Regions from separate parts of the Homo sapiens genome. Here region 1 is linked to region 2. The links are chromatin loops, found by intact Hi-C in ENCODE. Cell type or tissue: thyroid gland. All regions are shown on one strand. Links, peaks and the distances in the headings refer to the core of each region. The heading gives the core; the rest is flanking DNA. Region 1 overlaps KIRREL3 (kirre like nephrin family adhesion molecule 3). Region 2 holds the start of LOC105369561 (a long non-coding RNA gene).

What was found. Hi-C counts contacts between places; a loop is a spot of excess contacts. Peaks named below come from ENCODE experiments on the same cell type or tissue, not always from the same donor. Only the 100,000 strongest peaks of a DNase experiment are listed, where the experiment ranks them.
Region 1: it touches region 2 in a loop (2.1-fold over the local background); 4 of 110 quality-filtered maps call a loop at or near these places.

The regions. Positions count from the first base shown.
Region 1 is chr11:126,854,217-126,869,453 of GRCh38, forward strand. The region is part of intron 1 of KIRREL3 (kirre like nephrin family adhesion molecule 3); the gene reads right to left. LOC105369559 (a long non-coding RNA gene) reads right to left here. Exons shown (of 5, transcript XR_948149.3): 5 at 1-15,237. Among named protein-coding and RNA genes, the nearest start is that of KIRREL3-AS2, 79 kb to the right of the region's middle. In thyroid gland, for the core only: no CTCF peak of the experiment used is centred there; a DNase peak (open chromatin) is centred at 7,775.
Region 2 is chr11:126,716,220-126,731,456 of GRCh38, forward strand. All of the region lies in intron 1 of KIRREL3 (kirre like nephrin family adhesion molecule 3), which reads right to left. It overlaps LOC105369561 (a long non-coding RNA gene), which reads left to right and starts at 11,951. Exons shown (of 3, transcript XR_007062941.1): 1 at 11,951-12,024; 2 at 13,299-13,431; 3 at 14,325-14,397. RefSeq lists an enhancer at 275-569. In thyroid gland, for the core only: no CTCF peak of the experiment used is centred there; no DNase peak of the experiment used is centred there.

The sequences.
Region 1 (15,237 bases), core at 3,593-11,592, 140 kb after region 2:
TAAAAATTGTGTTAAAATGCACTAAAATAAAATTTATGATTTAAACTATTTTAATGGTAGAGTTCAGTGGCATTAAGTACATTGTACATTCATATTATTATGCAGTATGAATATGCCACTACCACCCATCTCCAGAAAGTCTGTACCCATTAAATCCTAACTCCTCATCCCCATTACCTCCAGCCCCTGACAACCACCTTCTACTTTGTCTCTATGAATTTAACTACTCCACGGACATCATATAAGTAGAACCATACAACATTTGTTCTTCTTTGTCTGGCTTATTTAACTTAGCATGTATTCCAGGTTCATCCATGTTGTAGCATGGGCCAGAATTTCCTTCCTTTTTAAAGCTGAATTATATTCTATTGTAAATATAGACCACATTTTGTTTATCCATTTGTCCATTGATAGATGATCCGGTTGCTTCCACCATTGACTATTGTGAATAATGTTGCCATGAACACGGATGTACGAACATCTGTTTCAATCTCTGTTTTCAATTCCTTTGGGTATATACCTGGAAGTCGAATTTCTGGTTCATATGGTAATTCTATGTTTAATTTTTTGAGGAACCTCCATATTGTTTTCAACAGTGGCAGCACCATTTTCACATTCTTACCAACAGTGCACAAAGGGTCCAATTCATCCTCTGCAGTCATTTCAATCTCTTTCTCTCTACTTGGAATAACTAGCCACAGCCCTCGTTATAGTCCTTCACAGATATAGATTCACCCTTGTCTCTAAGTCGTGGCTGTGGTACAGATGTGGAGTCCGAGGCACAGAGCTGTTCAGCCCCAGCCCGAAGGCCCAGGGCAGGGCAGAGGCAGGAGTCATCCCAGCGGCAGTCTGGCTCAGGAGCCTGGAAACTTCATCATCATCACGGTGTTAGATTGGCTGTCAGAGAAACTGCTCTTAGCCCCTCCTGCAACCTTATTGATATGGTTTGGATTTGCATCCCCACCCAAATCTCACATCAAATTGTAATCCCCTATGTTGAAGGAGGGCCCTAGTGGGAGGTGATTGGATCATGTGGGCAGATTCGCCCTTGCGTTCTTGCGATAGTAAGTGAGTTCTCAGGAGATCTGGTTGTTTAAAAGTGGGGAATGCCGGCTCCTGCGCCTTCTCTCTCTTCCTCCTTCTCCAGCCATCTAAGACGTGCCTACTTTCCCTTTGCCTTCTACCATGATTTTAACTTTCCTGAGGCCTCCCCAGCCATGCTTCCTGGACAGCCTGCAGAATTGTGAGTCAACAAAACCTCTTTTCTTTCATAAATTACCCAGTCTCAGGTGGTTCTTTATAGCAATGTGAGAATGAACTAATACACTTATTTTTCAAATTTGCTGTTCTTCCACTCAGAACTGCTTCATGAAAAGTAGCATTATCATATGTGTGAGACATTATCATGTGTGAGACTCAGTGAGAGGTGAGGCTCTGGCAGCCAGATGGGGCAGGCTTGCCCATCAGCTCCATCACCAGCCTTTCCAGTCCTGAGAGCTTATCCTCCTTTGCTTCCCTGGCTGTGAGTTTGGGTGAGGTCTAATGCCAGACTTGACATGACCAACCTATGACTCTAGGAGATGGTCTGTGCCCTTTTCCCTCCCACCACCATCTCTATGCCCTCTGGGCTCCTTCATCAGGGTTTCTCTGGACCTGGTCTAGGCTGTGGGCAGGCAGGAGGGGACAGGGCCTATGGACCCAGCAGGGGCTACATAGGGAGATTTGGAGGCACCAAAAGGTGTTCTTGCCCTTGAATTTCTTGAAAAGGACACTGGAGAGCCCCATCTTCCCTCTGCCTGCAGCCTAGTATTTCCCAAAGTTGGTTCCTGGGATGAAAGTCCCTAAAATGCACCTTTCAAAAAGGGTTCCAATGCTAAGTAAGTTTGGGGAACACTTTGTGGGGTATGTGTCTCTGCAGAGCCATATGCACTTTGATATGGTAAAGGCTCTGGAAAATTCCACAGTAATGAAACCTGTGGAATTAAGCCACAGTATCCACCAAGATCTTCATTAAAATACAAACACATAACCAGGATGGGAACTAATCAAAGATAACAATCTGTCTACCTCTCAGCTTTGCTTCTGCATTGAAATGTTGGAACGGGGAACAAGTGAAGACAAGATGGCCTTTAAATTTTTTTTCTCACATTATTTAATTAAACTACTTGATCTTTCTAAGTCTTCATGTTTTAAAGTATGATTTAACGTAAATGTAACACTTGCTCATGATAGAATAATCAGACAAGTATAAAATTAAAATGAAAAATAACTCATAATCTCAACAGCCAGAAATAATCACTATTAGCATATTGAGTATTTTCTGATAACATTTTTCTAAGTATATATATATATATATATATATATATATATATATATATATGTATATATACACACAGACATATATTTTTTTTTTCTTTGAGACCGAGTCTCGCTCTGTCGCCCAGACTGGAGTGCAGTGGCGCCATCTCGGCTCACTGCAAGCTCTGCCTCCTGGGTTCAGGCCATTCTCCTGCCTCAGCCTCCTGAGTAGCTGGGACTACAGGCGCCCGCCACCATGCGCGGCTAATTTTTTGTATTTTTAGTAGCCAGGATGGTCTCGATCTCCTGACCTCATGATCCACTCACCTCGGCCTCCCAAAGTGCTGGGATTACAGGAGTGAGCCACTGCGCTGGGCCCATATTTTGTATTTTTATGAAATGGTGAGCATGCCAGGGATAACATTTTATATTTTGATTTTTTTCTTACCTAACATTATAGCATGAGCATCCAGTTTAACTGAGTGGAACTGTCTCCTGAAGGTTTATGAGAAAGAAGGCACTCACATTTACGTGCACCTATGAGGTGAGAGAGCATCTGCATTTGAGGCCACATTTTATTCTCACATCAACTTTATGGTAGACATATTGCCTCCTCCATACACTGAAGGACATGAAGCCCAGTGGGGTGAGAGGGTGGAGAGCACACGATCGATGCTCCTCCCAACCCTCCAACATCTCTTCTAGAGTCCTGGGTGCCCAGCCCACCCACCTGTGTGCCTTGCTCCAATGGACCCCACCTGTGACTGTGTGCTGTCTGCTGCCCTTGGGCCAGCCCAGGTGCTTCACCCTCCTGCCTGCCCCAACTTGCAGAGAACAGGAATTGCTTGGCAGTTTATTTAGCCAATGATTGCTGTGGGAGGATGAGTATTTGCTTAGAAAGTCCAATACACTCTAAGCTATATGTTACATCCTAGAGCTTCCCAGCAGGATCAAGCTGAGACTGGGACTTTACTTAAAATCACACTTCTGTTTGGCATCATCCCTGTCTCTATTCTGCTTCCCTTTCTTCTTCCTGTTTCTCTTGGGAGCATCTGCCTAGGAATCCTTGCTCAGGGTCTGCCTCTGGGGATTGATCTGAGACTGGTATTTCCTTCATGGTCATATGTCTTAAAGCAGAAGCAGCATTTCCAGGACTTGAACTTAGGTCTTCCAGACCTCAGAGTCAACCGTTTTTCTATCACAGACCCTTCCTTGCCTGATTCCAAAGGAATCAGCCAATGCGTGTGGGAGAAAAGTCTTCAGGCTGTGGGGGTGGGGTGGGTGAGGCTGGGCCCTCTAGCTGCCTGGGATGTGAATGGAAGGAGGACTGCAGGTGGCTGTGTGCAGTGGGAAGCTCATGAAGGATGAGAAACCTACCGCTATCCTCTGTATACACACACCTTGGGGAAATTCACTGTGTCGTGCCTCAGCCTTGCCCCAGACAGCCACAGGGCTCAGGGCACAAGCTGCAGATGAAAGAAGTAATGGGCTTACCACTTTAACATGCTGGCACCCAGCCAGGTCCCCACTTACCGTGTGAACTGCCTCGCCAAATGTGCCAGGAGCCTCCTGTACGAAGGCCAGAGAAATGTGACTGTGGGCTCATGCTGGGAAGCAATTTGGTCCATTTCAACCATCATGTCATGGCAGCAGAATACACAAATATAGACTAGACTTGTCCAGGGGAGCTTTTCTCTCATTAACCTTGAAGGATGACGCACATCCCGTTGACGGCTGCTCTGGAGCCTGTGACTATGAGAGGCCAGGTTTGATGAAGCAATAGGACTTAAACAGCAGACATTAGTGCTGCCAAATGCATTTTTCTTCTTAATACACTAAAGATCCATCATAAATACTGAGAAGGGTGTGTGTGGGAGGGACAGAAAGGCTGGGATGATGTGGCAGGGTGCATATGCTTGCCATTGGGTGCTGTCTGTCGTCAGCAAAAGAGAATAATCTCTCAGTTCTCACCTCCTAAGAAGTTAGCAATCTCTCTGTCTCTGTCTCTTTTTCTCCTCTCTCTCTCTCTCTCCACATGCACACACCTCCAGTGTGAGTTCTCCTCTGCCATTCACAAGGCAGACTCATATTTTGGCTTTGATCTCATAAGAGGTCAGTAGCAGTGTCTGTGATGTGTGTGTGTGTGTGGTTTTCTGTATGGGTTCTGTGATCAGAAGAGGGGCAGAAATGCTTGTGATGAAAGATGTGTAAACAGTTCTGTGCAGAGACAGCTGATAGGCAGTGTCTTCTGCAAATGATGCTAAGGGAAAGACTGTCCTCAAAGCCATCTCAGTCATAGTGCTATTTATGGCTGGAGTGGCAGAACACTCTTCACCTGGATGTCAGGTTGCTAGAAGGGACAGTGGATTTTCCTAGGAAAAAGATTATTTCAGGAAAGAAGCATGGTTTAAACAAGGCTGAGGTTCTGCTCCTGGCTGTGGCATTTAGGAGAGAAGTGGCAGCCGCTGAGGGATGAGGACTCCAGCTATGTACAGGGTTCCTGGTTTCCCACAAATTGACTTCATGTGCTGCTGAGGCACAAACACTCTCTTAAAGAAGTTCTGCAAAGATAACTGTTGACCTTTGCTGAGCTACCTTGCAGGTAGAGCCTTATAAAGGAGACTTTATAATATACCAAAGAGAAAGAAGCCCTGTCCTTGGTTCCAAGGATGGGAAGAGGAGAGGAACACAGGCTATCTGGGGGTGAAAAGTGGTAATGATAATGAAAGCAAATATGGAATATATTAGCTTCTTTAATTCTCACGATGGGCCCAAGAGGGAGCTTCTATCATTATTCCCATTTTTACTGAGGAGGAAACTGACACATGGCAACTTATTCAAGGTCACTGAGCAACATTTAGCAGAGCTTGGATTGGACCAAGGCAATCTGGTTCCAGGGGCCACATTTTGAATCATGGTGCTATACAAGCCATTTTATAAACAAAGAGCAACTGAACTGGACAATGGATAGCAGCCTCAAAGGACAGGAGGAAGCCAGGCCAATAGGAGGAGGAGGAGGGGACCCCCAAACTATATCTGAGCTGCAAAAGCTTGTTCATAATCTAATGAGAGAAGCCACACACATAAACACTCATGGAAAAGGCTTATAACTCTGACAAAAACATACATAAATTGAATTGACATTAAAGGTAAAACTACACCTCAACTGGGGAAGGAACATAGGTGTGGAAATAAGTTTCTCCCCAAGGTTTCTTCCTCTTCTTCTTGGAAGAGAAAGTGACCTCCAAATGAACCAGGTTTGAGGAGAGGAAGGAGGATGAACCGAGAGTCCATGAGGCAGCTAGGGTTGCTTGTTATAGCACCAACCTTAACCTGAGTCTTGCTATTTCTGTTTTTGGCCATGGCAACATATCACTCCTTCCTACCTCACCCTCCTTTCTATCTCTACATATCTCAGTTGAAAACCAATCTTTTCTTTTTTGGAATTGTCTTCATCATTTACTTCTTTTCTGCTCTGATTTACCTTTAGAGCTGTATTAACTCTGACGTTCTACTATTGTCTGAGAAGCGTAATCTGAAAGGGGACAGACATTTTTGACCAATAGATTAAGTAGCAGGAATTCAGGAAGGGAGTAAGGAGGATAAGGAGAGAAAGAGGGAGGATGATATTGGAATTAATTTCAATACAACAAACAGGTAACGAGCATTTGTGATGTGCCCGTTGCTGGTACTTGGTGCTGGGAATATAAAAGATAAGTTCTCCAACACCACACTGTGAGCTCCCAGAGGGTAGGAACTGACACTTAAATGTGTAATGACATGACAATCTGATTAAATTTAATAAAGGCGTGGGCAATGGGTCTGGGAGCACAGAGAAGGTTGCCTTTATTTATGTTTCAGGCAGAAAAGCTGGGAAAGTTATAGAAGTGATATTTAAGAGCCTCAGGTGTTGGGAAGGAATTTGCTGAATGAAGAAGGGAGGAAGAGCATTCCAGGCAGAAGGAAGAGTTTGAGCAAAGGAGGAGAAGTGCATGACCTTCTCAAGACGTAGTGATTGCTCTGGGTGTGGCCAGGCAGCAGGCGGCGTGGAGGCAGAGGGGCCAGGCAGCCAAAGGCCTTGGATTAGGGCTGAAGAGTTGGGACCTACCCTATAAACAACGTATAGTTGTTGAAGGTTTCTAGACAGAAGAATGGCTTGGGGGGCTGTGTGTTTGAGAGACTTCTTCCCAACCACAGGGTGGAGAATGGGTGGCAGGCCAGTGAGGAGGCTCCTGCCCTGGTCCAAAGGAGAGAGGCTGAGACTCTTAGAATGTCCAAGGAGAGGGCAGAGGTACAAATGCAAGATGGCACCCGTGGACACATTGAAAGTTTAGTGATCCTACACTTGATTCTTCTCGCAGTTTCAGAAATACTACCTCCTTTGTACCACTCTTGGTACGTGCCACCTCCTATACAAAGCCTCTCCTGGTGCTACCAGAGGCAAACAAATTCTCCCTCCTTTGTGCCCTCCTGCTTTATGTGTGTAGCCTTTCTCTCTGGGTTCTCTAGATTTATTTTAATTTGTGTACTCGTTTTGTTTGTTCTCACATGGGTAGGGAAAAGGGCAAAGCTCTGGATGTTTGAAAACTTGTTTTGTACTAAGGATATTGTTCTTGATTGCTGCATTGCCCTGGGAAAATTAATTTACCTCTTTGAAGGCTTGGTGTCATCATTTCTGGGAATGTAACATTTAGGCTGCAGGCAGGAAAACAGCACCCATGCAGGTGTCTGCAAGGGAGAGTGAGGCAGCCCAGAGGTTAGTAACAGTAGGCAGCCAATCCCAGGCTAGAGGTACAAAGGAAGGAGGTAGTATTTCCTGAACTCAGGAATCAAGACCACCCAGTGGGAACTGGGACCACCCAGAAGACTCAGCTACTCTCTTAGAAGTGATACGGGGCAGAGAAAGAGAGATGCAGTACCCTACTTCTCCCATCCTCTACCCTCTAACCCCTTGACAGTGCCTTCCGTTGGCTGAACCTACACGGTAGCCAGTTGGCCAGGAGGTTTGGGAGGTGGAGTTCACAGGGAATAGTGGGGAATGGATCTGAGTGTGCCAACTGGCAAATGACCAATATAAAAAATTCACAAAAAGTCTCTGGCCCTACTTATTTCACAGGATATCAGTTAGAATCAAATGAAATGATACATGTAAAAGCCCTTTGTAAATTACAGAGAGCTATGCAAATGTACGCTGGTATATTCACGTTTTATCTGGCAGTCAAAAAAATCTGCATTTAGCTGTTATGAATTCTCTGCTGACCTGGATCTGAAGTGGAGTGTGGACTGACTGCTTCTCGAGGGATAGTCCTTGAGGTGTGGACGTCCAAAAGGCTGCCAGGGATGTCTGGGGGCACATGGACTGTACCGTGTGATACAAAACCTTCCTGCAGAAGATAAGCTTCTGGGCACCTGTCTCTAAACCTTTCCCATCAGACCAGTTGAGTGCACATGAGCATGGCTCGTAGGCACCTGGGCATGGAAAAGGACCTCTCCAGCTCTGCCCTTCTTGGCAGTGAGCAGTTAGCGGCCCTGAGGAATGAAGCCACAGCCGAGTGAAGGCGTTCCATGCTGTCCAGGTGATGGAGGGAGGAAATTGAAAAGACATTCAAGAGTTTCCTGAGCTGAGCTCTTCCCCTAGCATCATGCTGTTCATACTACACATGTTGTTTTGCTCCTGATGATAAAGGAGATGCTAGGGTAATAGGGCTGACGCAGTTGAACCCTGTAGTCTCTTCAGCCCCATTAACCCACATCCACCCAAATGGATTCTCAGCCAGTCCCATTAAGACATCCTGTCAGAACCTTCCCACGTCATTTGCAGAGTGAAGTGAATATCAATAAAATTGTAACGAGTAATTATCCCAGCTTCACTGACTCTTACTGGAAATGAAGCCAGCCCTCTGCTGTGGGTATTGACAAAAACTCCATTCCTCCTGGGAGCTGCTTTTCTTCCGCTGGGTAAATCTGATCCATCTCAGCAGATACCAGGTGTGCTAGTTTAACATTCATGGGCACATGGGCAGCAGGTTTGGAAAGGGGACTCTAGCCCCTGTCCCTTCTGGGCAGTGAGAAGCCCTGATGAATGAAGAGGTTCACTGCTCTCCACGCTGCGTCAACAGAGCGAGTGTTGCACCAGGAGGCAGGGCACCTGGCTTCCCCAGTCACTATCGACTACTCCCACCGTCCACCCTAACTCCATCAGGCCTCATTATTCCATCTATACCACAATAGGTCCTTTCCAGTTCTGGCATTCTATGAGCTGAGAGACAGAACAGCCACAGAGAAATCAATCTGCCAGAGAGTGATGCATTTGACAGTGTAGACACTCGAGGCCCGGTCTACATTGCCAGGCATTTGAGAAGCAGACAGAATGGGAGCTTTGCTGGCAGTTTCTCACCGTGGCTTTCTGACCACAGAGAGCCCAAGCATCACACCTGCTCTGTGGTCATGACAGCCAGCACTGGGATACCAGAGCTGTGAGTGACAAGGTGTTAATTCAAGGCTTAGGGAGTGTGATGGTTAGGGACTGGCCCACCCTTTCCTGTTCTCTGCCTGCTGTCTGAAAGGCTGTCAGCACCTCCTGCTGATGGCTGGCTGCTGGTGACTTGCTGCCTGCTTCCCCCACATGAAAGTGTGGAACACAGCACGAAGGTGTTTCTGCAGCACCTGGGCTGCTGGCTTGGAACGTGCTACCTGTGGGGGAAGACTGGAGGACTGCTCAGTTGCTGTTCTGTGCTGGGATTCCAGCCTCCTCTTCCTGGCTGCTCAGGAAAAGACAGCACAGGCCAAGCTGGGGTTCCAGAAGTATGAATATGTGGGGAGGTGGGCATGGGTGCATGTGAGTGTGTGTTTGAGTGCGTGTGTGTGTTTGAGTGCGTGTGTGAGTGCGTGAGTGCGTGTGTGAGCGCATGTGTGTGAGTGCGTGTGTGAGTGTGTGTGTTTGAGTGCGTGTGTGTGTGAGTGCGTGTGTGAGTGCGTGTGTGAGTGTGAGTGCGTGTGTGTTTGAGTGCGTGTGTGAGTGCGTGTGAGTGTGTGAGTGCATGTGTGAGTGTGTTTGACTGCGTGTGAGTGTGTGTTTGAGTGCGTGTGTGTTTGCGTGCGTGTGTGTGTGTTTGAGTGCGTGTGTGTGTGTTTGAGTGCGTGTGTGAGTGTATGTGTGAGTGAGTGTGCGCCTGTGTGTAGCAGTGTAGTAGCGGAGGAACAAAGAGGTACAAAGAGGAATGGAATCAGTGAAGCTCAGATCCTTAAAGTCACTTTAAGTTGGGTTTTCAGGGGGGATTTTACAGGCTTCTGGGGAACCCCAAGTAGGTGGTATTCCTCTGCCCTGCCTCCCTCCCGTGCCAAAGCTCACACAACAAAGGTAGGCTGCAGGTCTTGCCTGGCTGCCAAAGCTTTCCTAGAGCCAGGGGGCCAGGAACAAGTTCTGTGGGGACCCCTGTTACCTGGCTACACCATGTGTTAACCCAGTGCTGGCCAGGTTGGTTCAGATGACACAGGTGGTGAAGTGGGTACTAGTTTCCTCCGCTCCTCCCCAACCGGGCATCCTCCTTAAAGCTGAACACTTGGCTGAAGAGAGGGTCTGACCAGACAATTTATATTACAAAGTATAGAGCAGGATGCAACTTATAAAAGCCCTTCCTTATCTATTTTTCATGTGAAGTGGAGAAGGTGGAGTTATTATTCTCATTTTAGGGATAAGGAAACTGAACCCAGCAATGAACTTGGAGTGCCAAAGTTCAAACCCAGTACCTCACTCCATCCCAGGATCTCTGTCTCTTACATGAGGGGACAGTGGCTTCCAAAATAATTCCAAGGGTGCTGATAAAGGAGCATCTCCGCTCCTTTTTCCTCCATGAAACTTGGAGAAAGGCAGGTGTGGGACCAGGAGGGCTGCACAGCTTGCAGTATGCCTGCCTGGCCATGGTGACATGTGACAGCCACATGGTAGAGGTGAGGGTGGCACAGTTCTGGAATTCTTATTCCCTGGGAAGGTGCATTGCCCCACTCCTGTTAGCAGCAAATATAAGACTTGGGCTATGTGTCTGAACTGGTCTTGGGTAGTCTCCATTTCACAGACTCCAGTCTGAATTAAGCATCAACCTGCTTGATCTTTTTCCATAAGAAGTAGTAACCAACATTGAATTGCACTATGTGCTTCACATGTATTCATCTCTCACTGTAAACCCACACATTTGGTATAGAATTATCCTTGTTTACAGACGAGAAAACAGGAATAGAGGGAAAATAAATTGCCTTGAGTGCATGCCTCTAAAGCTGATGGAGCTAGGATTCAAATCCAGGCCACAAGGGCTACTTTGGATCCTCCCTCTCCATCATGCATATACCACACCATCCTTCCCATGCAGCTCATCCACCATCATCTGCTCACCTGCCTGTTTTCCTACTGGCCTTAGGTGTGAACAGAGTACATGTCCTGTTCATGATTCCATGGCCGGATCAAAGAGCTCCTCCTCACTCCTCCCTGCAAGCACCTGTGCATGAACCCACCCATACCTGGGGCACTTGTTATAAGGCTCAGGGAATTATGTGACTTGCCTCCAGGAATCAAGGCGCCTCCAGCTTGGACCAGTTTCCTGGATCCCAAGGCCTCTTTCTCTTCTGCCCCTGGGCCACATTGCTAAATATATCCCTGTATGAACCCATTTACCATCTGTAGCTAAAATGCCTCTTGACTGTTCTGAGCCAAGATTAGAAGTCTGTCTAAACGTCAATGATTATTTCATCGGCTAAAAGCAAATTGACCAAGCTCACCCTCCCTGCAGACTAAGAAGGCTCTCAGTCTATTTGTAGCTCAGTCTGATGTGCAAGAGGCGGCTGCTCTGAGTTGAGGCTGCCTGCTGCTTTCTGTACCAATAGGGTTTGCTGAGCGGGTCATTGATGTGTTTAGTCTGGGATTAGTAGATACTTTGGTATAAGTCAGCAGACTCGGGTTATCGAAGCAACAATGCCCCGGTGCTTGCACACCCTGCAGGGCCACCACAGCAGAATCCCATGGGGGTGGGGAGCTCAGGTGGGCAAGTCCCTCATGGAGGTCTGCACACCTTGTTCAGCAGTGGACATCCTGATGCTCACAAGGAAGAGTTTGAACTGAACATGGTCTTTGAGAAACGTGCAGAGATGTGACCAATTGTACAGGACCCTGAGGGATCGACGAAGTCTCTGTTTCTGTCTATTTTGAATTTAAGGAATGAGAGCAGGGACTTGGGTGGAAGAAAAATGCACAAAGAAGTACAGAAGTTTTCCTTTCCAAAAAACTTCAGCAGAATTTTTTTTTAAAAGTGAGAGCTAGAGAAAAATACTTATATATGTTTCAGAACATGTTTTTTCTTTCTTTTTTTTTAATTTTAACTTTGTTTTTCCTTGTGATCCCAAGCTTCTCACCTCCACCGAGTTTCCGGCTGCCTCCTCTGCGCTGAATAATACAGTAGCCAGCCCAGTAGACACAGCCCATTGCTGGGCAGGAGGCTCCCAATACACAGGGAAGGGATTGTTCATTTCATACATCATTTAAAGCCTGCTGCAGTGATTTACCGGTGTCAGCCTGTCTTTGGAGCACAGAAGGAGAAGAAAGAGAAATATGTATGCTTCCATTGTGTATCTGGACCTGGATCTTAGAGAGTGATGGGGGAGGGAGGCCGACTGGGTTTTCTTCCTTATCTAAACACTGCGGAGAAGCCAAAGATTACCCCACAGTTAGGAAGAAAGAGGATAGGAAAGTGGTTGATGTCTTGCAGGGAGATGCTGCTTCCCTTTCCACCTGGCCTGGCCAGGCAGGGAGGGCTGCCTTCCTACAGCCTGTGTATAGTCTCCTCATTCCCAGGTCCTCTCACTTAGATCCATCCTGCACCCCTGTAAGAATTATCTTCTCAAAACCATGCTGATACCATGCTACTAAGGACGTAACACCTTTTCCCCAGGCAAATGGAATCGCTCCTTGCCAGTGACAGTGAAATAGGAGGGGGGCCGGGAAGTGCAGGAAGAAGGATGGGGTCCCTGGGGGGGGCTCCACCCTCTGGCCTGTGCCCACGGGCCTAAGTGAGGACAAGCCACTCCTGTTTTCACGCCCAAAGGTTGCATTTTCCGAGACCACTCTGGCCTGCCACCCTCCTCACTGCCCCCCCACACACACTGACCAGCCTATAAAAACCCCGAGACCCTAGCAGGGAGGAATACACCAGCAGAAGGACACAGTGGCAGACGCTGGCAGGCCATCAACGGCAGGACGAGAATGACGCAGACGCGAGGAGAATTTATTTGGTCAGAGGAGAGTCTGACCACTGCGTGGCCTGACTCCAGGGAAGACCACCTTCCCATTCCATTCCCCTTGTGGCCTCCGCATCCACCTTGCCGAGAACTACCTCCACTCAATAAAACCTTGCACTCATCCTCCAAGCCCACATGGGATCTGATTTTTCCAGTACACTAAGGCAAGAACCCAGGATACAGAAAGCCCTCTGTCCTTGCGATAAGGCAGAGGGTCTAATTGAGCTGGTTAACACAAGCTGCCAACGGACAGCTAAACTGAAAGAGCACACTGTAACACACGCCCACTGGGGCTTCAGGAGCTGTAAACACTCAACCCTACATGCTGCCTTGGGGTTGGAGCCCAAAAAACGTTCCCCACAATCTGCCTGTCTGCCTGCTCCCCCCAGGGGTTTGAGCAGCGGGGCATCTATGCAGCGAGCCACACTCCTATCACACAGCCTGCCATGGGGATAAAGGAAATTCTCCCGTTTCAATAGCAGGTCTTCAGGACCTGTGCTGGGACTCTCCTCTCATTACCTGCACTCCAATGGGTCCAGGTGCCTCGAGGTTCTACACACGGCCTGCCTTAGCCATCAGGCTTCCCATTCGGCTGTTCTCCAGCTTGGAATGCTGTTTCTCCTCTCTCCCACTTCCAAAACTCTTTCAAGGACCAACCTAACACCCACTCCATCTGTTACTCTTTCTGTAACTCAGCCAGCCCTTTCTGATAAGTCACTTCCCCAAACTTCCATAGCACTTCAAGTCAGCAATGACTGGGATTAGATAACAGATAATACTAGTATTAGTTAATAACATTAATACATTTCACCGAATGATTACCGAGTGCCATGCCCCATCAGGATGTGCTGGTAATATTTCCAGGTGAAAGAAATGAAGGCACAGCCTCTCTTGGATACTTATTTAAAGCTACATTCAGCTAGGATGTAAGTTGGCCAGAATCTGAACCCAGACTTTCTGCCTTTTTTATGAGCCTTTAACCACAATTTTTACTGCCGCTCAGTCCAGTATGACTTCTAAGGTAATTGATTTTTAGGTTTGAGTTTAGTTCTGCAATAAAACTGTGGACTCCCCACGGATGCCATGCATGTCTTATATATCTGTATCCCCTACAGCACCTAACCTCAGAGCTAGACATGCAATAGGCATTCAATATAAACTTGATCATTCATTGATTGGCCAGACAGCTCCCTGACTTGAGCACTTCTCTCTCTTCCCATTATGGAAATGTCTGAGTAATACAGCTCTCAAGGAAGACTGGGGGTGGGGGGTGGGTGTGAAGCGGGGGTGGGAGAGCATAGCCAGTTTGTCTTTAGGAGAGTCTCGTATTGGACTACTTCAAATTAACCAGTCAGATGTCTATTAAGCATGTGCTATGGCATACCACACACATGGAGGATGAGAGAGAAGGAAAAACATTCCTGTTACGAAGGTGGCAATGCTCAGATTGGAAGAAGCTGCACCAGTGCGGTCCAGCAGGGCAGCCCTTGACTGAGGGCTTGGCTGTGTGGGGCAGAGTGTGGATAAGGGCGTTAGAGGACCCCGTAGATCGATGTGGGTCGTCAGCAAGGCTGGAGAGGGCTCAGGAGAAAGTGTGGCTGGTGGGGCTTTGAGGGAGGGCCACGTCGCCCTAGGTGGAGAGCAAAGGAGGGCTGGGAGAAGGAAATTGCCCCTGATTCACAGCCTTCCCTCTTTGGTGACTGTAATGGTGGGGCTGGGATTCATTTAGCCTTTTCTCCCACTCCTGATGACTACTAAGCTCTGATGCTTGCTCAGTCTTTCTTACAGGTTGGTTAGGAGGGTAAAGTGTAGGAGTGTCATATACTATAAGCCCGGATTCTATCCACATGTAGGGGCCGATCATTATTTGTTATTGTCTCTGATGCTGTTAGTGCCCTTTCTTATCCTCTCAGCAGCATTCAACTCTACTGGCAGTCTGCTTGGGGCTGCTATAACCGAATACCATACACTGAGTGGCTGACAAACAACAGAGATTTACTTCTCACACTTCTGGAGGCTGGGAAGTCCAAGACCAAGGCACTGGCAGATTAGGTGTCTGGGGAGGGCCTGGTTTCCTGCTTCATAGACAGCTGCCTTCTGGCTGTATCCTCACTTGCTGGAGGGGCAAGAGAGCTCCCTGAGGTTTCTTTTATAAAAGCACTAATCCCATTCATAAAGCCTCCACCCTTGTGACCTAATCATTTCCCAAAGCCCCAAGTCCTAATACTCCTAATCTCATCACCTTGGAGACTAGGTTTCAACATATGAATTTTGAGGGGACATAAACATTCAGTCCATTGTATCTACATAGAAAAAGCTGTTTGTGGTGAACATGGGTGACCCTCTGCCTGAGGGCTTTTTTTTTTTTTTTTTTTCTCCTAGCAGGACATGGCAGAATCCCTGGGTAGTTAATGCCTCAAATGCAGCCCTCAGCCAATGACAGAGGGAGGTGGGGGAATGAACACCCGGCTTCCTTGCCCCTTGGTGGGGATGATGCTGAGGGCTATTCTGTACAGGATGAGACCTGGCTGCCATACTCATGACTTGCTGGATAAGGAACCGTTGCTGCCTACCTTCACTCCCTGTCTTCCTGCCCACTCTCCTGCAGTGTCTCCAGGGATCACCTCTGACATGAGTTACTGGCACTGGAATTGC
Region 2 (15,237 bases), core at 4,453-12,452:
GGAAGGGAGGGAGCTGGAGAGCAAGATTTTGAAACTCTTAAACTAAGAAGAGCAAAGCAGCTAATATGTATGGAGCACCTGCTAGGTGTCACGCATTGAGCTAGGTGTCATTTCATTATTATTTGATCTCATGCTAACACCACCTTGGTGTTATCTCCCTCATTTTTATAGGTGAGGGATGGGTGCTCTGAGTTTCAATAACTTTGCCCAGAACCACAGCGTTGAGGCTGTAGGGAGGTTAGGATTGGAGCTCAGGGGACAAAGCCTGTTTCAGATGACACAGGTCAGCCACATCCCAGGGAAACAGGAAGGGACTGACTTTTATGGATCTCTAGCTCCCATCTAAGTGATACTGATGGAGCACAGAAGATTCCTGGGGACACTCACTGTGGCCTGTGAAAACCTGGGCCTCCAAACACCAGGGGGAGCTATCACCCTGGAAGAAACAGCCAAATGCATCTGAAAACTGGCCATATCAGTCAAAGAAGGTATTTACTAGCCTGAGTGTGAGTGTGAGTGTGTGTGTGTTGGGGGGGGGGGGAAGTGTGGGGGAGAGTAACAGCTGATTCTTTCTAGCTGATTTTCATTTTATACTGGACCTCATCTAGATGGGATCCACCCATTATTTGCAGTGGGTGCCTGTTTTGTTTCCTTTCCCCTGCTTGTTGGCTGCTGACTCATTTGCCCTGGTTACCTGGGAAGGCGGGAATGAGCCTAGGGCAGGCATAGAGCTCAGCGCATCCAAGATGATTTGGTGCGTTTTTGACAGATGAATGACCAATGGGAGGATGAACACGTGCTTGAACTGGAAGGGTTCTGGAAGAAGCATTTGATTCTTCCTCACCCAGGTCAGATCACCATCTCAAACATCACTTTAAAACAAAGAACGCCACAAAGGGAGATTTCTTTGCCTTCCTTAGACCTTCACGCTGGTCCTTACCTTCAAGGCTGTCCTCGCTGGACTTTAGCTGTTGAACCCACTGGCATCCTTTCGGAAGCCTGAGGTTGGGAGTTAGGAGAGAAGCTAATTATTCTATGGTGTCTTGGATATGCTAACAATAACAGCTCCCGTCCAAGGCTGTCATGTTATTTAATGAAATAGTGGAAGCGTGATTATAGTTTATAAACTCAAGTACTTTGACAGTGGTCACTGCTCTGAAGGTGCCACTGTTGTACAAGTGGCTATGTGAACCAGCAGTGATAGAATGTCCCAGCTGTTGGCTATGCCTTACCCTATTACCCTAGATCTATTGACTCAGATGCTTTGAAAGTTCTCGCGGGGAACTGTTCCTTGTAGACTCTGCTCAGGCAGGTTGGCGTGGCCAGGCTTGGGAATGGCTGTCACCACACACCTTGTCCTCCATCCTCACTCATCTCTGTCCTCCTGCTGGCCAGTCACCCCCACCTAGTGGTTCTCGTCTGTTTTAATGAGTTCAGAGTCATTGCCAAACTAAGTAGTCAGCTTCCATCAGTGCTATTCTTCATGTTGAGCCACAACATAAAACACTTTATTGCAATTACAAATAGCAAAATTATTTTCTGCCGAGCCTCAGCATCTGAACTTAATGGCATGCTGTAATGCCACCCTGCGCTGATGTGTGGCATATCTAATATCCATCTTTCTTAGAAATAACAGTGTTCAGAAATTAGAAGGGACTTTAGCAGTGAAATAATTAATGTGGATAACCATCATAAACGGCACAAATGGAACAAATACAGATGGTAGTGAGCCGTGATTGCTAATATGCTAACCTGTTTTGACAGAACTCTACATTTTTTCATTGGGAGGTTCATGGATAGAAGTTAAAATATCCCTTGCCTCATGACAAGAGCTTTGTCTTTCTGGGTAAGAGATTCAATGATCTCCTACCTGGGCAAGGTAGCATCACCGGAATTTGCGCTGAGAGGAGGGCTTGCATCCCAGCTCTGGGCTCTCTCACACCCTTCCATCTCCTGCAGCCACATTTCTGCCCTCTGCCTCAGGCTCAGGCAGGCGGGCCCACCCAGAACTGCAGCCAGACACCCACCTCTTCTGTGCTATGGCTCTGAGGGAGGGGCAGGGGCTCCCTGGCTGGGCTCACTCAGTGGGAAGCAGCTCTTTGAAGATCCTAGCTGCATGCAGGTGCAAGTTGCGGAACCCAACTCCAAGAGGCTGCACGGAAATGAAAAATTGCCATAGAAAGATGACTCACCAAATCACAGACACTAAGCTATTGAGACAAATATAAGGACGAGGGTGTTTGGGGGCACTGGAAACACTTGGCTGTGCCTGCTTTTGGCCCTGCTGGCCTTTAAGCAGCATTAGCAGCAGAAGGGCCATCCAAGTTTCTCTGGATGAGTCAGAGGTCCTCAGAGAAATGCTGGAGGGCAAACTGGGGAAGGAAGGTAGAAAGGATCTAGCTTTAACTTATTAAGGATAAGTGCTGTGCTTTACACATATTTTATTTACTCTCAATAATAATCATTTGCCGTGGGCATGGTAAGTTAATATTTAAGATGGGGAACCTAAGAATTAGACAATAAGTGATTTGCCAAGTTCACCAGGGGCAGGGAAGCTATGGGCAGAGCGGCTAGGGATTAGGGTCACACCACCCCGGCCAGGAGCCCCATTGATACGATACAGGGGGCCTCACTGAGTCTTTCTGCCCCAGGAAGCCAAGCCCTCCTCTCTGATGCTGAATCCCAGCCCCCTTCTCCCACTCAAGGGCGTTGATAGAAACCTTTGTCTCCTTTCCCTCCAGAGTCATCATTCCCCCTTTATTTAATCATCTTCTTACAAATATGCTGTAATATCTCTAACTTTTTTAAAATGGAGAAGCCTTTCTCATGTTTGTTTTCCTCCTGCTATACCTCCTTTGCTGTGTTCTCTTTTACAGAACTCAGAAGAGCTGTCTCTCACTGTCTCCTTCATCTAGACAAACGCATTTCCCTTCATTCCGACACTCGGTAACCCACTTATTCTGGTTTTGTCTCAAATCTAAAAATACGCCACTGAAACGGCTTCTTCCTAAATTACCAATGACTCCATGTTGACAAATCCAATGGTCAACTCCTTGTTGACACAAATGGCCAGCTCTTCTGTTTGAACGCCTTCTTCTCTTAGCCTCTGGGAGAGCAGTCTCTTACGGGTCTACTCTTACTCACAGCTACTCCTTCTCCATCTCCTTTGCTAGTTCCTCCCCATCTCTATTATTCCCAAATGTTGGAGGACCTCAGGGCTTCTCCGAGCTGTCTACATTCACTGCCTAGGTGATCTTACTTAGTCCCATGGCTTTCATTCCACCCGCATGCTGAAGTCTACTTCCTTGCTGGGCATTTCCATTTGAACATCTCTTAGGTTTCTAAAATGTAACTCATCCACAGCCAACTCCTGCCTTCACCACACAGCCCCTCCCGCTAGATCCTGTCAAAATCATCCCTATCTCAGCCAATGGCAACTTATCCTTCCTTTTGCGACTTCTAAGGCCACAACCTTAGAAGTCATCCCTGATGCCTTTCTCTAATACTTTATCTTTCAATCTTTTATCCAGAAAATGACCACTTCTTACAACCTCTGCTGCCCCCACCCTGGTCCAAGACAGCATCACCTTGCATCTGTTGAGGCTCCTGAGAGACGCCCTGCTTCTTCCCTGCTTCAGCCTCTTCTTAACCCAGTGGCCACAGCCATCCTTACGCAATGTAGCAATGTCAGTTGGATCTGATCGCTCCTCTGTCCAAACTTCTGATGGCTTAGGGTCAGGGTGTGGTCCCTCTGCCTCTGATTTCAGCTCCTACTCATCCCCCTTTGACTCATCTGCTTCAGCTGAACTAACCTCCTTTCTCAAGCCAACCTGCAGGCTCCCTCTTCAGCTTCTTGGTCCTTACTATTTTTCCTGCCTCTTGACTTTGTCTTATGTTTCTTCATTGAACTTATTGCCTGACACAGCATATATTTATTTGTAAATTGTCTGAGCTCCCACTTGAATGTAAACTCTTTGAGGGCAGGGGCTTAATGTGTTTGTCCACTACTGTATCTCCAGTGCTCAAAATAGTAGGTGCCAAATAAATATTTGCTGAGGGGATGAATTTAGACCTGGTGAGACTCTGCAGTCCTTGCCTGTCCCACCAGCCCTCACGGCAGTGTTTGCATGCAGGAGATGCCATGTTTGCATGGTGGGGCTGTATCTGCCTGGCTCCCTAGTGATATGAAGTTCTAAATTCCAATGAAATCTCAAATCCCTCAAAGAAAGATTTTACCACTCTGGTTAAAAATCAGACCTAGAGGAAATATGCTAGATTGCAGGGTGTATCTAAGGAAATAAAAGCATTAGGTGGGTGAAAAATTGCAAAAAACAAAATTACTTTCAACTTAGATCTGAGGAGTTTAAATTAGTTCACTCCCATGCCCAGTGTAGGTGAAGACATTCACCACCCAAACACAGACACTCTTGAGAGCGAATGAGAGTTATAATTATCATAGTTATGTTAGGGCTGCAGGCACAAGCCAAGACTGTCCTAGGCAAACCAGTTATGATCACCCTCATGAGAGAGAAAGGAATTGGCTTGTGGCTGGGCCAGGGCACATGCAAATGACGCTGTAGGGCTGGCATTGAAGAGGAAGCCTGGGAGAAGGTGGGAGAAGATAGCGAGGGGACCTGGAGGAGAGGAGTGTCCAGGAAAGGGCAGAGAGCAGGAAGATCTGGAGTCATACATTAAAGGGCAGGGGCAGGGAACAATCTGGGAGAAAGGTCTATTTCATGTGCTTGAGAGAGGGGAGAGAGAGAAACTGGGATTCCTAGGGAAGAAGCTAATTGGGCACCAGCCGAGCTGGCAAGGGAGGGAGCCCTGAAATGAGAACAATTTTGGCTGAGAGCCAAAGTGTTTTCTGAGACAGACTGAATGAGAAACAACATGGTGATTTGGAAAGAACTTTGAGACTAGATTGACTTAGTCTCAAATTCTGGTGCTCATTCGCTTTGACTGTGGGGATGACACTGCTTGTGCTTAGCCTCAGTTTCCACAAGACAGCACCTTCCTTAAAGAATCATGAGGCCGGGCATGGTGGCTCATGCCTGTAGTCCCAGCACTTTGGGAGGCCGAGGTGGATGGATCATCTGAGGTCGGGAGTTCGAGACCAGCTTGACCAACATGGAGAAACCCCGTCTCTATTAAAAATACAAAATTAGCTGGGTATAGTGGTGCATGCCTATAATCCTAGCTACTCGGGAGGCTGAGGCAGGAGAATCGCTTGAACACAGGAGGCAGAGGTTGTGGTGAGCTGAGATGCGCCTTTGCACTCCAGCCTGGGCAACAAGAGTAAAACTCCGTCTCAAAAAAAAAAAAAAAAATAGAATCATGAGGAATAAATAAGATAACACATGCAAGACATCTAACACAGTGCATGGCACAGAGTAGGTGCCTCTCTGGCAATAGCAAAGAAGCCTGCTCAAGAGGACAGAGATTGAAGGCCAAGGCTTCATTTTGGATTTGCAGAGAGAAGTCAGGGGATGAGCTTGAGCCCCCATAACTGCGCTCTCCCCTAGGGTCTGGCAAGGAGGCCTTGATACTGAAGGAAGGATGATAACAGGGTGCGTTGGAGGGACAGCTGCAGCTTCACACCTGTGAAGAGCCATCTGGGTCACCAGCACGGTCCCTGACATAGGACAGCTCCATGTGGCTGATACTGGGATGGTGCCTCACAGTCAAAAAGCCTCACAGTCCAAAAGCCTTTTTGTGTTCCAGAACCATTTGTGAGTGCTCTGGTCAGAAGCGAAGGGTTCCCATGGAAGTCCTTCCCTGTGAACAATGTCAGGACCCCTTAGCATGGCAGTCAAGGCTCCCAATGATATGTCATAATTTCCACTTCCAGCCTTGTCTTCTGTCTGTAACTCTACTGTATATACCTCATGATCCTGCCAAACTGTTCCTCAAGCACCTGCTGTCACTTCTCTCCTCCATCCCAATCTATCTGCCTGAAAACATCCTGTTTCCAGTCATCAGCCCTTGGCTGACACTTGAACATGGCAGAGTCATTCCACCCCCAGGGGTCTGGACTAGCTGTTCCCTCTTCCCAAAAGGCCCTTCTCCTGGCCATCTGCATGGTTCACTCCCTCACTTCCTACAGGAAGTCTCATTCACCTTTTGGGGATTTTTTTCCCTACTGAAATTTGAAGCTCTTTCTCCAACATTTCTTGTATGTATTTATTTATTCCTGATTTATGTTTTCTGTTTAGCTCTTCTGACTATCTAACTTACACCATATCAGGGGTTGGCAAACGATGGCCCTTGGGGCCAAATTCAGTCCACTCCCTGTTTTTGTAAATAAAGTTTTATTAGAACACAGACATGCTTACTCATTTATGTATTGTCTATGACTACTTTCATGCCACAATGGCAAAACTGAGTAGTTGCAAAAAAGACCACAAGATCTGTAAAGACTGGAATGTTTACTGACTAGTGATTAGCCTTTTCCAGGAAAAATGTGCTGAGCTGTGCTCTAACTCATGCATGTCATGTACTTTATGTCTTCCCCACTAGAATGTAAGCTCCGTGTGGACAAGGATTTTTGTCTGTCTTCTGAATTACTGCATTCCCCGTTATCTGGGAAAACAACTACTCAGTACATATCTGTTGGATGAATGAATGAATGTTGAAAATTCTATTCATTGGCAAGGCCTAGCTCAAATATCACTTTTCAGGAAGCACTCCTTTGCATCATGGTGATTTCCGCACGAAATCTCATTTCTCTTACTAGATGGTAAGCTTCAAGCGTCACCTCTATCATGAAACTATCCTTTGTCTCCCACGGTGGAATTGGCCTTTCTTCATCTATTCCTCTTACAGTCTTCTGTGGCTGCACATAGTGTACGGTAGGTATTGCGGTATTTGACACATGTTGGACTCTCCACTTGACTGAGATTAAGTGGGTAGGGACTGTGGTTTGTTCGTCTCCGTCCCAGGCATCTATCTCAGAGCCTGCAGCCCTGACACATTGCAGGTACTTAGCATACAGAGCTGGATTTCCCCCACTGAAACCTCCACAGCCCTCCTAGCAGAGACAGACACACTTTTAGTAGGGGCTAAGCTATGTTTGTGGAGTAGAATGAAAGGCAAAGGGAACAGTGCTGAGCCAGAGAACACAGCATTAGTGGGAGCTGTGGAGAGGAGGCTAGAAATAGGCAAAGAAGGGAGGGGACAGGCTCTGTTTCATTTCACTCTACCATAAAGAGGTAACAATTTAAAAAAATCAACTCTCCTCAGCCTCCAGACACACATGCTCTGTGGCATCATTAAGCAGCTGGTGCCAACATTTACCTCACACCTCCCTTAGTAGGCAAGAAAGCATTTCCTAAACCCTTCTCCTCTATGCTTTTAAAATAAAGGCCTTAGTGGATCTCAACTTCAGCAAACAGAACATTTTCTACTTTTCTATACTGTAAGATTTTTGAAAGCAGTGACTGTGTCATTCTTTTATATTCCTAGTACCTAGACCATGATGACATAATAATAGATGCAGAATTAATTTTCATTGAGTTACATAAATGATACAATATGAAAAGAGAAGGGAAGAAGGAAAGATGGAAGGAAAAGACTTGCACAGATGCTCTTTGTGACTCAGAACTTTGGAAAAAGTCCAACGAGCAACAAAATACTCAAAATACTTTAAATGAAGGTAAAAACCATCATTGTTTTCTCTCTGCCTAGGGTTTTTAGGAATTTTCTTCTATTCAAGATCATAATTGCAGAAAACTAGACCAATGATCTGATTGCTTTCATAAGCTCCATGATGATTAAAAGAAGTGTAGGCAGCTCCAAGGCCACACATGAAAAGAGAAATGCTGAGGCTGTTCCATTTGAGCCTTTTTGTCTTGCTTGGCTCTTTGTCAAAACCAAGTCTCCTTCTGGAGATAGAGATGCAGATCACCACCTACCCCAACTGTTCCCACTTGACTTAAGAGACAATGTGGGGAAGAACATCACCCCCATTTCAACCTTCAGAGGCAGGTTGCTTCTGCCACGGCAAGGAGAAGATCACTTTCTGTGTAAGATTTCTGATTCCTGTCTCCTGCAGGTTGGTTCATTTTCTTTCAAACACCTGTGCTGTAATATGCTAACCTGATCCTAAGACAGGCCCCAACTAGTACACACGCAGATCCATGCACACCCACACACATGCACATGCAGACTTATTGTCATAGCTTGTATCTCTTATGGACAAGATGCAGAGTGAGTGAGCCAGCAGATGGACACCCTGGAGGTTCGGAGCCATGTCACTCCCTATCAGCCCTCTCCAAACATCCAGGCAGGATCTGGGAGGGACTGCCCTTGAGATGGGTGGGCTCCATGAATTTCCAGCTGAAGCAACACGTTTCTGTCCCCAAGGGATGAAGAAGTTTCTTCAGCTGCTCTGTAGATATGTCATGTCGAGATTGAATTCAGGTATAGTTTTAGCTGCCTTCCTTCTTGAAACTTCCCTCTCCCCGTTTGAATTCCAATGAGGCATCTTTTGAATGCTGAGATTGGGAAGCAAGACTGAGACCTGCTTATGGGCCAAGGGTTCTTAGTATTAGATAAGAGTCAGGATTATTAGACCTGCCTATGGGCCAAGGGTTCTTACTAATAGATTTTGAATAACCATAAAAACAACTTTCCTGCATTCCTCTTTATCATAGATCAACTTGTCAGTTAGTCATTCACTTAATGAGTATTTATTGTACCTTGACTTTGTGTCAGGTAGTGTGCTAGGTGCAGGAGTAGATATTCTTATTTCTGTTCTTCAGATGAAGAGACAGAGGTTCAGAGAGGTGAGGGGTTTCAGTGGAAAGTGGCCGAGTCAGGAATCAAAAGCCTGTCTTCTGGTGCCTGCTTAATGGGGTTTTAACCAATGTGGGTATTAGGTGAGAGGTGGCCAGGAGAAGGCAGGACATTAGGGGTTATTTCTTAAGCCTGTGGGTAACCACTGAGGCAGCAGGCCAGAAAGTCACGTGACCCAGTGTGATGTATGGGAGAGGACAGCGTGGTGCCTCGTATGCCATGAAGAATTAATCTCAAGGAGATGCTAGTGAGCTCCAGAGACTTAGCATCAGTGCCAAGAGATCAAAGATATGATATCTCTGGCAGAGTGCGCTATCAGGAGCGATCAAAGCAAAAAAAAGGGTTCATTTCAGTGCCCTGTGCATTAGTTGCCTGACTTGCTGACTCTGGGCACAAAGGAAGCAGTCATGGTTTGGAAATGGTGCTAACACCCGCATGGGCATTTCTTTCTTGACATCTCCATACATCTCATTGTTGCCTGTCCATAAACAAAAACATTATCATGCCCATGGGTTTGCCCCCGCTCATCCCCAAGCTGGCTGTCCCCGTTTTCTTCTGAGTGTGTTTGTGTGCTCAGTGGCTTTCCTGCCTTCCTTGGATGATGGTGGTAGAGGCCGTCCTTGTCTGGAGGAGGCCTGTCAGGGTGCACTGCTGCAGGCTGGACCCTGAGCCCGCTCTGCCCTCGCTGCAAGGCTGCTGCTGGGGTGGATGTGCGGGGCTGGTGGAGCTCTGTGGCCTGGGTCCAGTCTGCACAAAGGCAGGGCCAGGGACTACAGAGAGCATGGGGGGAGGCATCAGGATTGGCCACCAACTCACTGAGGGACTTTGTCAAGTTGCTTCCCCTCGCTGAGTCTCAGTTTCCTTATCTGTAAATCAGGCAGTTGGTCTGTGTCAGTAACTTTCACCCCCAGTTTCTCTGGTGATGTAAGTTTTCCAATCAAATTATAATAACCCAAATAGAGGAGATGCCCCATAAATACTTCTTGAATGAATCAAAGCAAATCTATAAAGATAAGCATGGAAACATGTGGACTGCAGTGGACAGGGCCCTGGAGAACGCCCTTCTGAGTGCCCTCCCTCCATTCTAACCCCCTGTGTCCCGAAGTGGGTCTCTAAGGCCCTTCTGTGGAACCCTAAGGCTCCACTGAACCCAGCTTGACAACCACAAATATGGACTTTCTTGTTTCTTAAAGCTCTGACATTCAGTGATTCTAGGGGAACTATTAAGTCTCAAATCCCTTACAAATTAATGAAAGATCTCTGACATATTTTCTAGAATTTTTCCTCAGAAATTTCCCTGGACTTCTCTGGGGCTATCCTGTTGGCTTTATGAAAAAGTCTGAACTACACAAGATGCCTCCTTTTTTTCTTTTTAGATGGAGTCTCCCTCTGTTGCCCAGGCTGGAGGGCGGTGGCATGACCTTGGCTCACTGCAACCTCCTCCTCCTGGGTTCAAGCGATTCTCCTGCCTCAGCTTCCTGAGTAGCTGAGATTACAGGCATGCACCGCCACGCCTGGCTAAATTTTGTATTTTTAGTAGAGTTGGGGTTTCGCCATGTTGGCCAGGCTGGTTTCAAACTCCTGACCTCAAGTGATCTGCCCACCTCGGCCTCCCAAAGTGCTAGGATAACAGGTGTGAGCCATGTGAGCCACTGCGCCCAGCCACAAGATGCCTCTTTATGAGAGGATCCAGTCTACCTTTCCAGCTGTTTTTTCCCACTCCTATCATTTCCCTTCTCCTAGCAAAACTCTGTATTGGCCTACACATGCCAATGTGTTGAGCATGCCATGCGTTCTTGTGCCCTGCATCTTTGCTTTTGCCATTCCTTGTGCTATTGTTTTTCCACTTTCTTCCTGCAAAACTCCTATTCATCCTCTAAGACCTGGCTGTGATGTCCTGGCTCTTGAACGGTTCTACCTCTCACTCACTCACACAGGGAGGTCAGCTGCTTCTTTCTCTGAGCCGCCTTACCCTCTGGGACACGCCTCCAGCACAGATTTCCGCGTAGCCTACCTTCACTCATCTAGATACATCATCTTCCCTGGCAGATGGAGTGCTTCTGAAAGGCAGAGACTTAGCTTTGAATTCCCAGTGCCTAGCATGGAGCCTGGTCCATAAAAACCACTCCATCCATGTTCATGAAATGACTGAGAAACAGCAAGGGCTCCTGTGCACTTGGGTGTGGCTCCAGAAGAGGCAGCTTCTGTGGCTATTCCCCTTGGAGGCCGGCTGGCCACTCTCCCTGCACAGAGCAGGCTGGCTTCGCCATCACAGGCTGCTTCTCAGAAGCTCAGCTACCTCTCCTTCCTCACCTCCCAGACCCCTCGGAAAGTGTTCCCCACCAGAAATGTCTTTTTGGTGGCCTCAACCTGAGAAGGAAGGCTACAGAGCTTACAGATTTAAACTTAAATGCATAAACAATTCACAGTGGTCCCCTGGCTTAGGCTGAATCTCAACTTGGAGGACTTGGTGTCCATGGTAAGTCTGGAGGCCTGAAGGTGGGAGGCGCTCAGCTGTCTGCAGCAGCTGTACCCTGCACCCTGCCCAGCAGGCATTTCCCTGCTACATGGCTCTCCTCCCAGCTCCCTCGGGGGGGTCTGGCCCTCCCACCCTGGGTGAGCTGCATTTTTGTGGTCCTCCTTCTTCTAATCTCTCTGCCTGCCTCACAAAGTGGAGAATTCGATTTTCTTCCCAAAGAAAATCAGATTTGACTTAGCTCCATCCATTTTCACAATTGCTACGGAAACGCTGTCTCTGTGAGGACAAAAGAACTAAACGAAGGACTTTCAGTGGGGGAATGAGCACGTGGACACAACTGTGCCTCAGTGAGAATCCCTTGCAGACCTGGGAGAGACATCTGCAGGCAGTGGGATGCGGATCAGAAGCCCTGGGTCCCCAGAGTCCAATGATGAGGAGACCCGGAGGGAAGGAATTGGCTTGAAGTAGGGCTGTCTCGGGGGTGAGCATTTCTCCCGCAGCCCCACACCCAGCAGCTCTGAGAGAAGCCAGAGCCTCCTGATGCACCTGGCATGACACTGGGACAAAGGCAATCCATTATGTGACTGGTATATCAGAGTCACAGAGGGGCTGGGTGCAGCAGGGTAAAGAGGCTGCAAGGTCACAGATGGACAAGGTGTGGCTGTCACAGCTGTGGTGGCTGGCCCCATGAAATAATTGGGACACCAGGAGGGGCAGGGTCAGAGGACCTCTAAATAGCTCTGTAGTCTTGGGTGAGTCACTTGAAGCCCCCAAGCCTCAGCTTTCCCATCTGCAGACCAGGGAGAAATATCACCTACCTGGTGGGGTGTCCTGGGGCTCAGTGTTCTCCCGTGGCATGCTGCACATGCCTCTACTGTGCATGAGAGTGTGTGTCCCACCTCCCACCGTGTTAAAGCATGTTGACCATGGGTGTGCTTTCCCACAGGAGTGTAGGCTTCCAGAGCAGGAAGGGGTGCGTCTTACTCACTGCTTTATTCCCAGGGCCAAGCACCCTGCCTGGCCCCTGCGGAGCTCAGGGTGTCTGATCACCTGAGTGAGATGATGTTGGTTAGAGTGCTTGCCACCTGCTGCACACAGGAATTAGCTTCCAGGCTGAAGTGGGGCCAGTGTAGGGCCCACAGGAACCTGGACCACCTTGACTCTTTGTATAGGGAGGGGAAAGGAGGCAGGAGAAGCCCTGAGTACTTGTCAGTGGAGTGAAGCCTGTTAAGCTTTAAGCGGGAGGATTCAGTTCAGTAAGTAACTTCGTCCCCTGGGAGGGCCCCCAGGTCCCTTCTGTGTTGGCTCCATGGCCTCTCTTCTCTCCTGCATTAATTCAAGTGAGGAAGGCCTGAGCTTGCCTCCCTGAATTCCCTGCACCCCACAGACGCTGCCCCATTCTCAAGGTGCCATGTGTAATCAGGAAGCAGACGCTAGCTCCAAAGCTTTCGGGGCAGAGGGAGGAGGGCAATGGCTGGGCAGTGGGCTGTCCTGTTGCTGAGGAGACCTTGAGGAGGAGGCTTTTGGGGCAGGCATGCCTGTTGCAGGCTTGGAGTGGGCCCTGGGGAGGGGCAGTACCCTCTAGGCCAGAAAACACAACTGGGCCATCTTCCCTCATCTCTAGCAGAATGGCTGCCTCCTTAGTCCAGACTGAGTCCTGTGGAATGTGTGGTTGGAGCAAAAAGATGAAGAGTGAGTCTAAGAGGTCATGAAGAAGGACAGACCCAGTAGACTGTGGCTCAGCCTTTCTTGGGAAGCAGACTTCTAAGAAACAAGCACGCTGGCTTAACAACAAATCTAATTCTTTTAGGGAAAAGAGGTAGTGCATGGATAAAATGTGGAAAGATATAGAAGAAGAAACAGGAAGTGGAGCCTGGTGAGGAACAAAAGGTGTCACAAGGCTCATTTTAGGGACATATTGCAGGAGAGACAGGAAATTGAAATTGGCGCCATTCTTCTAGATTGCCCAGAGTCCTCCAGAGTCACAGGGGGAGTCAAAGGGTCAATAGGTGCTTCTCCTTTGCAGCCTCAGGGAGTGATTACCTGCAATATGCCAGGGTACTGTCCCTGTAAACAATGAGGCTGGAAGGCAAGAAAGGAGCAGCTCCCTGGCATTTTGCTGCTGGAGCACGGAAGCAGTGCTGGCCAGGAGCTCACAGGTGGGTGTGAACCTGGGGACCCTCCGTAGATACTCATGGGGCCCCGGGCACTCCACTGGACAGGTGAAAAGCTCACAGCTCAGGGTCCCCTGCTATTTTATGAGCTTGGGAGGTTTCTGTGTCCAGAAGCACAATGGAGGGAGCCCCTGATCATAATCACTAAGAGCACACCATGTTTGCTGCTTTTAACTGTTTCCAAATCCTTCTAGTTCATAGGCTCCTCTGCTCCTAAACCAGTCCTTTGAGGTATCTGGCAGACAGTTTTCTGCCCTTCCCTTCCTTGACATTTCTGTGACATTTGGCTCTGTGACGGCTTCCTTCTTCAGGAAACTCTTTTGTTGTCTTATTTCTGGGACACCCTCCTCCGGAGTTTCCATTCCCTCTCAGTCCCCGTCCTGACTCTCATTCCTGTCCCCAGCCACTTAAATGTTGATGTCCCTAGGTTCTATCCCCAGCCGTCTTCTCATTCAGAATTCCCCTCCTCAAAGTAGATTCATCACTCCCAGAGACATTTACATCACGTCTCCACTTAGCCCTTGGCCCTGGCTCTCAGCCCCGCAGAACCCACTGCCGACTAGCCCCATCCACATGGGGGCCCACAGGCCCCTTGAGTGTGACACGTCCAAATGAGTTACTCACCTTCTCCTCCCTCTTCTCATCATCTCTGCACCATCAACATCCCCTAATTGTCCACCAGAAATCAGGGAACAATCCTGGCCTCCACCCTCTCCTCACCCTATACGTCTGGTCAATCATGCCTTCCTCTCAACCTGACTCCTACAGGTATCTTCAACCTGTGCCCATTCTCGCAGCTCTGAGCTTATTCCATACTACATAAGTTTGCTTAGACTGGTGGTTCTCCACCATGGGTGATTTTTGTCTTCCCCACCTAGGGGACATTTGGCAACGTCCAGGGACAATTTCTGATGGTCACAACGAAGTGGTTGCTACTAGCATCAAGTGGGTAGAGGCCAGGGATGGAGCTGAACACGATACAATGCACCAGGCGGCCCCTGCAACCAAGAACCAAAATGGCGGTAGTCCCCAGGTAAAGAAAACCTGGCTTACAACATGCAATACTTTTCTTTTTCTTTTTTTTTGTTTTTGAGATTGAGTCTTGCTCTGTCACCCAGGCTGGAGTGCAGTGGTGCCATCTCGGCTCACTGCAACCTCCGCCTCCCAGGTTCACGCCATTCTCCTGCCTCAGCCTCCCGAGTAGCTGGGACTACAGGCACCTGCCACCACGCCTGGCTAATTTTTTTATATTTTTAGTAGAGATGGGGTTTCACTGTGTTAGGCAGGATGGTCTCCATCTCCTGACCTCGTGATCCACCCGTCTCGGCCTCCCAAAGTGCTGGGATTACAGGCGTGAGCCACCGCGCCCAGCCAACATGCAATACTTTTCTAACTGGTGTCTCTGACAATCAGGTTCCCCTTCAAGCCACTCTCTTTGCTGCCTCCTGCGAGAATGCTTAGCTTACAAATGAATCTGTCTGCATGTCTCCATTTCCTAACTTCTCAGCATAGTTTACAAAGCTCCCTATGATCTGGCCCTGCCCAACTCTCCAGACCCACCTTCCATTTCTCCTGTTAGTCCATGCCCCAGCAGTACTAGATAATCTGCCGTTCTCTGAGTAAATCATGTTCTTCCATACCTCTGGGCCACTGCCTAGGTCTCAAATGACCCTATCCCAGGGTCCATCCCGCTGTGTCCACTGTTTGCATTGGGTCAGAGCTTACTTAGTCCTTCAAGACTCAGCCCGAATACCATTTCCTGGACAAAGCTTTCTCTTGGCTATGCTTCTA